Regions from separate parts of the Homo sapiens genome. Here region 1 is linked to region 2. Evidence: chromatin loops called from intact Hi-C (ENCODE). Cell type or tissue: PC-9. All regions are shown on one strand. Each heading gives the region's core, and the rest is flanking DNA. Links, peaks and the distances in the headings are about the cores only.

The links. A loop is a pair of places that touch in the nucleus more often than their neighbours do. Peaks named below come from ENCODE experiments on the same cell type or tissue, not always from the same donor. Only the 100,000 strongest peaks of a DNase experiment are listed, where the experiment ranks them.
Region 1: a loop joins it to region 2, with 7 times the contacts of the local background. A loop is called at or near these places in 1 of 110 quality-filtered maps.

The regions. Positions count from the first base shown.
Region 1 is chr20:56,801,299-56,806,668 of GRCh38, forward strand. No RefSeq gene overlaps it. Among named protein-coding and RNA genes, the nearest start is that of TFAP2C, 170 kb to the left of the region's middle. RefSeq lists a silencer at 3,335-3,629 and an enhancer at 3,343-4,214. In PC-9, for the core only: no CTCF peak of the experiment used is centred there; a DNase peak (open chromatin) is centred at 3,283; H3K4me3 peaks cover 1,306 bases; H3K27ac peaks cover 1,787 bases.
Region 2 is chr20:56,687,253-56,692,622 of GRCh38, forward strand. It overlaps the pseudogene RN7SL170P. Among named protein-coding and RNA genes, the nearest start is that of TFAP2C, 61 kb to the left of the region's middle. RefSeq lists an enhancer at 3,039-3,634. In PC-9, for the core only: no CTCF peak of the experiment used is centred there; DNase peaks (open chromatin) are centred at 1,639, 2,279, 3,119 and 3,409; H3K4me3 peaks cover 2,471 bases; H3K27ac peaks cover 4,583 bases.

The DNA of each region.
Region 1 (5,370 bases), core at 162-5,161, 110 kb after region 2:
TTTCCCTACAGATTTTCTGGTCAGTTGCCTATGGTAGATTTTTTTTTTTTAATGGAGTCTCACTGTATTGCCCAGGCTGAGTGCAGTGACGCTATCCCAGCTCACTGCAAGCTCCACCTCCTGGGTTCACGCCATTCTCCTGCCTCAGCCTCCTGAGTAGCTGGGACTACAGGCACCCGCTACCACGCCTCTCTAATTTTTTTTTTGTATTTGTAGTAGAGATGGGGTTTCACCGTGTTAGCTAGGATGGTCTCAAACTCCTGACCTCGTGATCCACCCACCTCAGCCTCCCAAAGTGCTGGGACCACAGGCATGAGCCACTGCACCCGGCCGGATATTTTTTTTTTTTTTAAGATGGGTTCTTACTCTGTCACCCAAGCTGGAGTGCAGTGCCACAATCATGGCTCACTGCAGCCTCAACCTTCCAGGCTCCAGCAGTCCTCCCACCTCAGCCTCCCAAGTAGTTGGGACTACAGGCACATGCCATCACACCTGGCTACTTTTTGTATTTTTGATAGAGTTGGGGTTTCTCCATGTTGGCAAAGCTGGTCTCAAACTCCTGGGCTCAAGCGATCTTCCTGCCTCAGCCTCCCAAGGTGCTGAGATCACAGGTGTGAGCCACCGTGCCTGACGTATGGTGGAATTTTAACAATGCCAAATGCTTAGGGCCGACCTTTTGGTCTAGGAACATGGAAATGTTACGTGTAGCCACCAGGATTAAATGAAGAGAAAGTCGGCTAGTGGGTGTCCTGATAGAGTACCTCATTCCCAGCTCTTACTTGGAATTTTTGGGTTGATTCGCATGGCTGCTTCTCAAAAACTTTCTTCTCACGTGGTGGCCAGGACTTTGTGGGCCTAAGCCCCGTCCAGAGCTGTGGCGATCTCCCGGGCACTCGAATTTCATTTCTCCTTGGCCGTGTTCCTGGTACTTCAATAAAAAAAATCTGAAAAGCACGGGGAGTTTATCTCTTCAGCTACAAATGTCTTTCATTTCTCCGGAAAGAAATGAAAACACACACTGCCATGTAATGATGTTTACCGAAAAAAACAATCTCCCTGTAAAATCAACAGACAAAACCTGTATAAAATGGATCATTCAGCGGCTTCCTTGCAAACTCTACACCTTAATCCCTGCCACCAGCCTGTGCACCTTGAGCTCTTTGGCATTTTGTTTGTTTTACTTTCTTGAAAGCGCATGAGTGGAAAGAGGCATGTCCACAATTGTGTGGGTGAGCAGCGAGGAGACATTCTCCAAATAGCTCATCAGAGCATCCATCAATAGACGTTTTTCTCCTCGGCTCATGGCAGCGAATCAAATATTTAAATGTGATTTTTAGACTTAAAGGCACATGAAGCAATTTGTTTGACGAAGGAGGGAGTGGGTTGGAAAACTCTGCTCTGATGATGGGGAGAATTTTCTGCAGGGCTGAAGCTAACTCACCTGTGACACATGTTGCCTACAAATTGGGGTGCCCCTATCATGTAACAAAGGCCCCTTTGTGGAGGGGGTCAAGGCTGCACCCCATCAGTGGGCTCGGGGGCTGTAGTCTCCTTGGCGACAAGTCCTTTGCCCTGACAACGTCCACCTCCCGGGGATGTTCCCCACGGCAGCTTTTTGAGTTGAGTGCTGACAACTCCGATTTGCCAGCGAAGGGGGAAAAAATCAAAAATGATTCATCCGCCTGCTCAGCGTAGTGGGAAAGGGACTGACGGGGCCTTCAGCCGCTCGGCATCTCACCGTGGCAGAGGGAAATGCTAACAGGAGCAGACAACCACGGTGGAACTGGGGGTTGGGGGCACAGGAGCAGGAGAACGGAACACGAGAGGATCTGAGAGGGGCACGCCAAGTGGGTTCAGGCAAGAGACCCCGAGAGGCTCGTTTCGCCAAAGCATCACCTTGGGAGCCCCGCACCTGCCTCGTCTGGGCCAGTGCTCCCCGAGGTTGGTGGTCCTATGAGAGCTGCCGTTCTTAGGCTGGGACTGGTAGCCCCAATGTAATTTGGTACCCAGGTGGACATTTTTATTACAAAAATGCATAGTAGTGAAAACACAACTAGCATCCAAAAATTATGCTTTCAGGTGCTATTTTTTTTTTAGTAGAAATAACGACAATCCTTACCCGGGAAGCAGTCATTATTGCTGGCCAGGCCATGTTCCAAGTGATAAGCACAAGCCTCTGTTTTTATGGATGGGCGAATGCATACAGGTCTAAGACTCCAGTGGTTGGCCGGGCATGGTGGCTCACGCCTGTAATCCCAGCACTTTGGGAGGCCGAGGTGGGCGGATCACTTGAGCTCAGGAGTTGGAGACCAGCCTGGCTAACATGGCGAAATCCCATCTCTACAAAAAATACAAAAATTAGCTGGGCCTGGTGGTGCACGCCTGTAATCTCAGCTACTTAGGAGGCTGAGACACTCGAGAATCACTTGAACCCGGGAGGTGGAGGTTGCAGTGAGCCGAGATCGCGCCACTGCACTCCAGCCTGTGTGACAGAGCAAGACTCCTTCTCAAAAAGAAAAGAAAAAAAAAGACTCTAAAGAGTCCCATGAAAAGTTACCAACATTCCCATGTTACAGATGAGAAAGCCACCGATGCCAAAGAAATTACATCAATTTCTCCACACTCATCGTCCCAGGTGTTGATTTGTTGATTTTTATAAACCAATCATAACCAGTTCAGCCTTTTTTTTTTTTTTTTTTTTTTGAGACGGAGTCTCGCTCTATCGCCCAGGCTGGAGTGCGGTGGCACGATCTCGGCTCACGGCAAACTCCGCCTCCCGGGTTCGCGCCATTCTCCTGCCTCACCCTCCTGAGTAGCTGGGACTACAGGCGCCGCCACCACGCCCGGCTGATGTTTTGTATTCTTAGTAGAGATGGGGTTTCACCGTGTTAGCCAGGACGGTCTTGATCTCCTGACCTCGTGATCCGCCCGCCTCGGCCTTCCAAGATGGTCTCGATCTCCTGACCTCGTGATCTGCCCACCTTGGCCTTCCAGGATGGTCTCGATCTCCTGACCTCATGATCCGCCCCCGCCTCGGCCTCCCAAAGTGCTGGGATTACAGGCGAGAGCCACCGCGCCCGGCCAGTTCAGCCTTCTTCTCCCTCCACACGCCATCCGGGGGGTGCTCAGTGGAGACCTGTTGACTCACAGCTCTGTCAACTCATGAGCCCCGTGTGTTTCCCGTCCTTTTTCTTGGGCCGACTGTATGACTTGGCTTATGTAAACCCGGCTCATCAAAATCGTAACAGATGTCTATCCCACAGCAAGGCTCACGTTCCCTCTTCCAGAAAAGCCTGCTTTTCTACATTTAGGAAATGGTGACGCAGGTAAAACACAGCAATTTGATCAGTCATGGTTTAGAAAGCATTTCACCTTCTGTGGGGTCAATTCCAAGGCAACAGGCAAGCTTGGGAATGTGTGCAGTCCCAGGCAAGGCGTCTGCGTGAACAGGGGAGCCCCCACCGTCAAGCTGCTGCCTTTAGCATCTCGCATTCCTAGCTCTCAGCTCCCCGCAGGACAAAAGGCTGCTTTCCTTCCCTGCCTCTGAGGTTAACAATCGGCCCATTCACACTCCCGACCTGTCTGGTAGCTGCTGGAAAACAGGTCCGTGCAACACAAGCAGGCACAATCCTCACACAAACATTTCCCCGCATTCTCGCACTGCCAATGCACTCAGCACACATCCACATACTCACACACAGACGCTTACACACATACACACACCCTTATGGTTATTGATGCACACCCAGACACACTCTCACATGCAAGCACACACTCTCATACACTTTTATACACAAACACAGTCTCACACAACACTCTCCCTCTACACACACACACACCCAGAAAATGCGAACTCACACACACACGCACACACATGCTTTCTCACACACATACACTTGCTTCTTCTGGGCCAGTGTTCCCCAAGGTTGGTGGGACTCGTGCACACACACTCTCACACACATGCTCATGCACTCACACACAGACACAGTCACACACACACACAGACACAGACACACTCTCATTCCTATGCACATGCACACACACTCCCCTCACACACTCACAGGCACACACTCCCTCCCCCCACACACTCACACACACACTCCCTCCCCCCACACTCACACACAGACACACTCACAGACACACTGCCTCCCGCACACACTCACACACAGACACATTCACAGACACACACTCCAACCCCGACACACTCACACACAGACACACTCACACACTCCGATCCCTACACACACACAGACACTCACAGATACTCCCTCCCCCACACACAGACACACTCACTCCCCCCCACAGACACACTCACAGACACACACTTCCTCCCCCTCACACACACAGACACACTCACACACACTCTGACCTCGACACACACTGAAAACCCTGGTAGGGACCAGGTGTGGATATGCAGATTTCATGGTCCAAGCTGAGGAAAACCTTGTAAATTGATGGTCAGTGAATTAATCAAAAAGCCTCTACTGGGCACCAGGCTGCAGGCTCCATGCTGGGGCCTGGGGAGCCCAAATCAGGAGAGAGGCGGTGGTGAGGCAGCTGGGCACAGACCGATGGATCAGGACCCACATCCCTCCAATCTCCAAGGACCTGGAGTCTCTTCTCAGCCTCAGTTTCCCCAGGTATAGTGACTCAATCCCCTCACTTCCTTCCTTTCTGTGGTGCCAAGGGGCTCGACACCCCTGGGCAGGGAGATGGGTGCCTTCTGATCCATGGTGAAGCCTTGCCTGGCTTGCTCTGGGAGAGGCAAGCAGGTAGCCAGCGCCTCAGAGGCACAGGGCCTTTGCAGCAGTGGCGCCACATGCCGGCAGCCTCCCCCAGGGTGAGGTGGCCTATTATACACACTGGCTCTGGGGCCAGGTGAGTGGCCTGTGTTCAAATCCTGCCTCTGCCACTTATAAGCTCAGCAGCCTTAGGCAAAATGCTGGGCCTCTCTGCAGCCGTCTTACTTGCAGGGCACGGATGATGCTGGCTCACCCGTTCCTCGGGAGAGTGAGTGAGTGAGTTCACAGAGAGCCCTGGGGACAGCGGGGGCTCAGCTCAGCACCCTGCCTCCTGCCTCAGGTTGGACCTTGTCCCTGGCTACCTCCTTCTCCCCCCAGCATGGCCCCTTATCTGGCCCTCCTTCCTCAGAGAGGCCTGCCCGGGCCACCTGGCGAGTGTAGCTTGGTCCCTGTGGCCTCATAGTACCCTCCTTTTTTTTTTTTTTTTTTTGAGACTGGCGTTGCTCTGTAGCCCAGGCTGGAGTGGAGGGGCACCACCATACTTCGCTGCAGCCTCAACCTCCCCAGGCTCAAGTGATCCTCCCACCTCGGCCTCCCGAGTCACTGGGACTGCAGGTGCACACCATCA
Region 2 (5,370 bases), core at 225-5,224:
CTACAAGGTCCAGCTGCAGTCTGTTTTTGTAAATAAAGCTTTATTGGAACACAGCTGTGGCCACTCATTTACCTTCTGTCTATGGCTGCTTTCGTGCAGCACAGGGATAGCTGATGAGCTGCACTGGAGACAGGACAGTTCACTTCTAGGATATTTAGTATCTGGCCCTTTATAGAAAACATTTTCTCTCTGAGCGTAGTGGCTCATGCCTGTAATCCCAGCACTTTGGGAGGCTGAGGTGGAAGAGTGACTTGAGCCCAGGAGTTTGAGACCAGCCTGGGCAATGTAGCAAGACACCCACCTCAATAGATACAATAGATAGATTATAGATGATACATTGATTAAATGTTTGCTGTCCCCCAACGTTGGGAATGTAAAGAAATTCCAGTGTCTTACTCCCAAGAGACTCTGATATAATTGCCCTGTGGGACAGCCTGAGCAGCACTGAGTCTTGCCGTGACATCCAGGCTGTAGTGCAGTGGCGCGATCTCGGCTCACTGCAACCTCTGCCTCCCGGGTTCGAGCAATTCTCCTACCTCAGCCTCCCAGGTAGCTGGGATTACAGGCTACCATGCCTGGCTAATTTTTGAATTTTTAGTAGAGACGGGGTTTCACCATGTTGGCGAGGCTGGTCTCAAAATCCTGACCTCAAGTGATCTGCCTGCCTCGGCCTCCCAAAGTGCTGGGATTACAGATGTGAGCCACTGCACCCGGCCAACACTGGCAGTTTTAACAGTGCCTTAGGCTGACAGCTGGGTACAATGGTGCATGCCTGTAACCCCAGCTACTAGGAGGCTGAGGCAGGAGGATCGCTTAAGCCTAGGAGTTTGAGGCTGCAGTGCACTGTGATTGTGCCTGTGAATAATCACAGCAACCTGGCGACAGAATGAGACCCTGTCTCAAAAAATAAGAGTGTCTTAGGTGATTCCACCACGGAGTCAGTGGTCAGCACTGAGAACCAGGATATTAAAGCCAAATTCGGCCAAAGGTAGTGTCTCAACATGTGCCCCCATACCATTCATTCTTTCCGTGTCAGGTAACACGTGGGTGATCTTCAGTGTTTTAAATCTGGGAGAGGGGACACATGGGTTTTAATTTTTGTTACATTTTGAAAATAGTTATAAGATTTACTTTAAAATAAAACTTGAGCTGGGCGTGGTGATGGGTGCCTGCATTCCCAGCTACTTGGGAGGCTGAGGCAGGAGGATCATTTGAGGTCAGGAGTTCTGGGCTGAAGTGTGTTAGCTATGCTGATCTGGTGTCCACACTAAGTTCAGCATCAAATATGTTGACCTCCCAGGAGCAGGTTGCCTAAAAGGAGGGGTGAACACGCCCAAGTTGGAAATGGTGCAGTTCAAAACTCCTGTGCTGATCAGTGGTGGGATGACGCCTGTGAATAGTCACTGTACTCCAGCCTGGGCAACATAGTCAGACCCCATCTCAAAAAAAAAAAAAAAACCAAAAAAAACAACCAGACAAACAGACAAAAAATTGAACTTGAATCGAAGACTTGGGGTGGACTTACCTGGTTTAGTCTCCGCATAGCCCTCTGGGGACTGGATTCCACTTTTCCTTTTACAGGTGAGGAAATGGAGCCCCTGTGGGGTTGAAGGACTTGCTCCAGGCTGCACAAAACCTCAGGCTGACTCTTTCCAAAGCAATGCTTGACTTCTTGGGAGGGTTTTTAATTTTTTTCCCCAACACCCTCCTTTCCTTGACAAGCTCCTGAATATCAGAGAAGGCCAGAGAGGATGGTGTCCTGTGTTCCTGAAGGCAGGAAGTGTTTATTGAGCCCCTACTAGCTGCAGAGCTAGGCATGAAACTGTCACAGTGAACAGAAAAGGGCCCTGCCTTATGGAGTTGGACGTCCACCGTGGCAGACAGGCCCCGCGGGGAGTTTGGGTGAAAAGTCGTTGAATGTCAGGCAAGCAGCGGCCCCGGTGCTGCTGACCTTGTCTGGGAGGATCAGGAAAGTTTCCTGGGGAAGAGGCAGGGAGATCTGAGCTGAAACATGGAGGATGAGGCTGTGGCTGCCTGTCTTTAGTGCATGGAAGAGAATTCCTGGCAGAGGGAATAGCACGTGTGAGGACCCAGCTGGGGAGTCCAGGGCTGGCACCTGGAGAGCTCTGGGAGGGGCTCTAGGTGGAGCTGGAGAGGGCAGAAGTGGGAGGGAGGAGGGAGGCAGGTTCCGCACCACCCCCAGGGGGTTAAATTAGACTGGTGAGTCAAGATTCCAAGAAGACGAATGGCTCTCCTGCCAGAATTTTAGGCAACTCCACATTCCAAGACAGCCCACAGCTTCCTCTAACAGCCACGCTGTTCCCAGCCCTGGTGGAGGAGGCAGGAGCCGGCCACTAGCTGGGACACTAGGTGAGAGGTTAGGCCTCAGGTTGGCATCTGGGTCGGATGACAGAGTCGGGTGGAGGAGTCCAAGACACTGGAGACCCTCAGGCCCAGGCTCAGGGTTCCCAGTCCTGCACCTGTTACCTGTCTGCATTTGCGTCCTTGGGAAACAAACTTTGAATCAGAGATTTATGTGCAGGCAGTTTAGTGGGGCGTTTTCTCAAGAGCTGCACCTGTGAGGGAGGGTAAGCAGCTGGGCTGCAGTGCTGAGGTCTCGGCTCTTCCTCATGGGAACTCTGAGCCAGGTGGGCGCTTAAGAGATGTTCCCAATCAATCAAGGCCAAAACTTATCTACCAGTCATCAGACGCAAGCTGTCCCTCAGGGAAGGGGCCACGGGATCAGATGAGGCAACTCTGAGGCTGAGGGCAATTCCTGGGGAGTTGCTTGGCTGTGAGCTGCCAGCTCCCGCTCCCAGCAGCCACAGGAATGGAGTGTCCTGGTCTGGAAGGGTGGATCTGCAACCACAGCATCCACTACAGCAGCTGTGTGACCTGGAGCACACAGCCTAACCTCTCTGAGCTTCCTTTAGGACCACAGCATCCGCTACAGCAGATGTGTGACCTGGAGCACATGGCCTAACCTCTCTGAGCTTCCTTTATGCAAAATGCAGTCACTGGGCTGTTGGAAGGATTCAGAATATTGCATATAAAGCACCTGGCCCCAGTCTTGAGCTCCAGGAAGCACCCAGGAAGTGTTTGTTTAGTTGAAAGGATCAGTGAATGTGTTGCTTCATAATGAGAATGAGTCTGAGAACCCCCTTTCTGGTGAAAAGATCACGGGCCCAGGAGTCAGGAGAGAGTGGTCGCTTCCAGCAGTAACTGGTTGTGTGACAGAAGTATGATAAGACCGTAGGCTTTACATTTAGCTCTCTGGGCGTTAAATTCTTTATCTTGTAAACAGGGATAATGACACCTGTGCCACCTTCTCCTAGGCTATCTCCTCCTCGGTGTTGGGAAACTGAATGGAGATCGTGCGATGGGAGGTGAAAGCTTTGAAAGGGAAAAGATATCATCAGTTTCTACAGGTGGGGTGGGCGTGGCAGCAGGTGGCAGAGCAGGAAGTGGCCTAGGTGAGCCAGAACCCTGGTCAGGCGTGAGTGCAGCCCTGCACCCACATAAGCTCACACGTTTGCACAGGCTCCCTGGCACATGCATGCCCCTGCATGCATGTACACACAATCATGTGTACCCCAGTAATGCACCCACTCACAACCACCAGAGCAAAACAAAGACAAGGAGTGGAGCTGTCTGTGGTGCACCTGGGGCCCCAGCTCCCCTCCCAGCCCATGACTACACTGTGGAGGGCTGAGGAATGGGGTTGCTGAGAAGGAGCCCAGGCTGGGGGCCATGTGCATGCGGGTCAGGCTGGCAAAGCCGTCTGCCTGCCTCTTGTTTTAGGCTGCCAGGCTGGGCAAAGGCCACGTGCTCGGTGGAAGAGCCCAAGCCAATGTAAATGGGCCCCTTTGGAAGTAGGGCTCATCTGGAGAGCAAGCAAGCAAAACAAGCTTAGCTTTTCATTTAGGGACCGTCACAGAAAACTCGGAAATGCACCAAAGAGTTAATGGTATTTGGCGCTGATCAGTGGCATTGAGGGTGCTTTCTATTTCCGTCCCTTTGATTCCACTCATTTTTCTATGTCAACATGCATTAGCATTGAATGATTATCAGGATCGTCAGTGTGGGTTGGCTGAAGATATTTGTTGATGGTGTTTGTCCAGCTCCTTTCCCTGCCCCCAGCGCCTCAGTGGCCCTCCTGTGCTCTGAGCGGTTCTGCTAGGACTGTGAATTGTGAAAGCTTGGACCCGGTGCTGTGAGGTGGGAGTGTGGGCTGGGCCTGGTAATCTGCAGCCCTCGTCCCCAAGTCCATGGGAATTGTCACATGGCCTGTGCTGGGCTAATCAGAATCCTGCCTTGTCATGTTATAGGCTGACCCTGGGGAGATAAGCTCTCCCTGAAATATTAACATTGTTTCTGGCCATGTTCCCTTTCCCTTCACCACCGAGAGAAGCAGGAGGGAGGGAGGGAGAGAGAGAGAGAGAGAGAAAGAATGATTGTAAGATATGATTCATTATTTTATGTACAACTGTGATGGTTAATTTCATGTGTTGACTGGGCTACGGGATGCCCAGATAGCCTGTAGAACATTAGTTCTGGGAGTGTCTGTGAGGGTGTTTCCAGAATAATTTAGCATTTGAGTCAGCAGACGGAGTGAAGAAGCTCTGCCCTCACCAACGTGGCCAGGCATCTTCCCATCAGTTGCGGGCCCAAATAGAACAGAATGGTGGAGGGAGAACTAGTTCCGTCTTCTGCAGCTGGGATGCTCATCTTCTCCTGCCCTTGGACATCGGAACTCCTGGTTGTCAGGGTTTTGGACTTGGACTGAATGACACCACCGGCTTTCCTGGCTCTCCCACTGGCAGATGGCAGATTGTGGGACTTCTGGGCTTCCATAATCCTGAAAGCTATTCCTATAATCAATCTCCTCTTATACGTCTATATGTATCCTATTGGCTCTGTTTGTCTGGAGGACACTGATTTGTACAATTAGGAAAGAAAAAAAGGCTACGAGTGAAACCATGTCTTTGGCTGTAAATCACATTCTAATTTCAGAGATATTAATACGTGAAAAACATGTACAGACATGCATTTAACGATGGGGTTACATTCTGAGAAATGCATCATTAAGCGATTTTTTTTGAGACAGAGTCTCGCTTTATCTCAACGGCGCGATCTTGGCTCACCGCAACCTCCGCCTCCCAGATTCAAGAGATTTTCCCACCTCAGCCTTTCGAGTAGCTGGGACTACAGGAGTGTGTCACCATGCCTGGCCAATTTTTGTATTTTTGTAGAGACGGGGTTTCGCTGTGTTAGCCAGGCTGGTTTGGAACTCCTGACCTTAGGTGATCCACACGCCTCAGCCCCTCAAAGTGCTGGGATTACAGGCATGAGCCACCACACCTGGCCTTT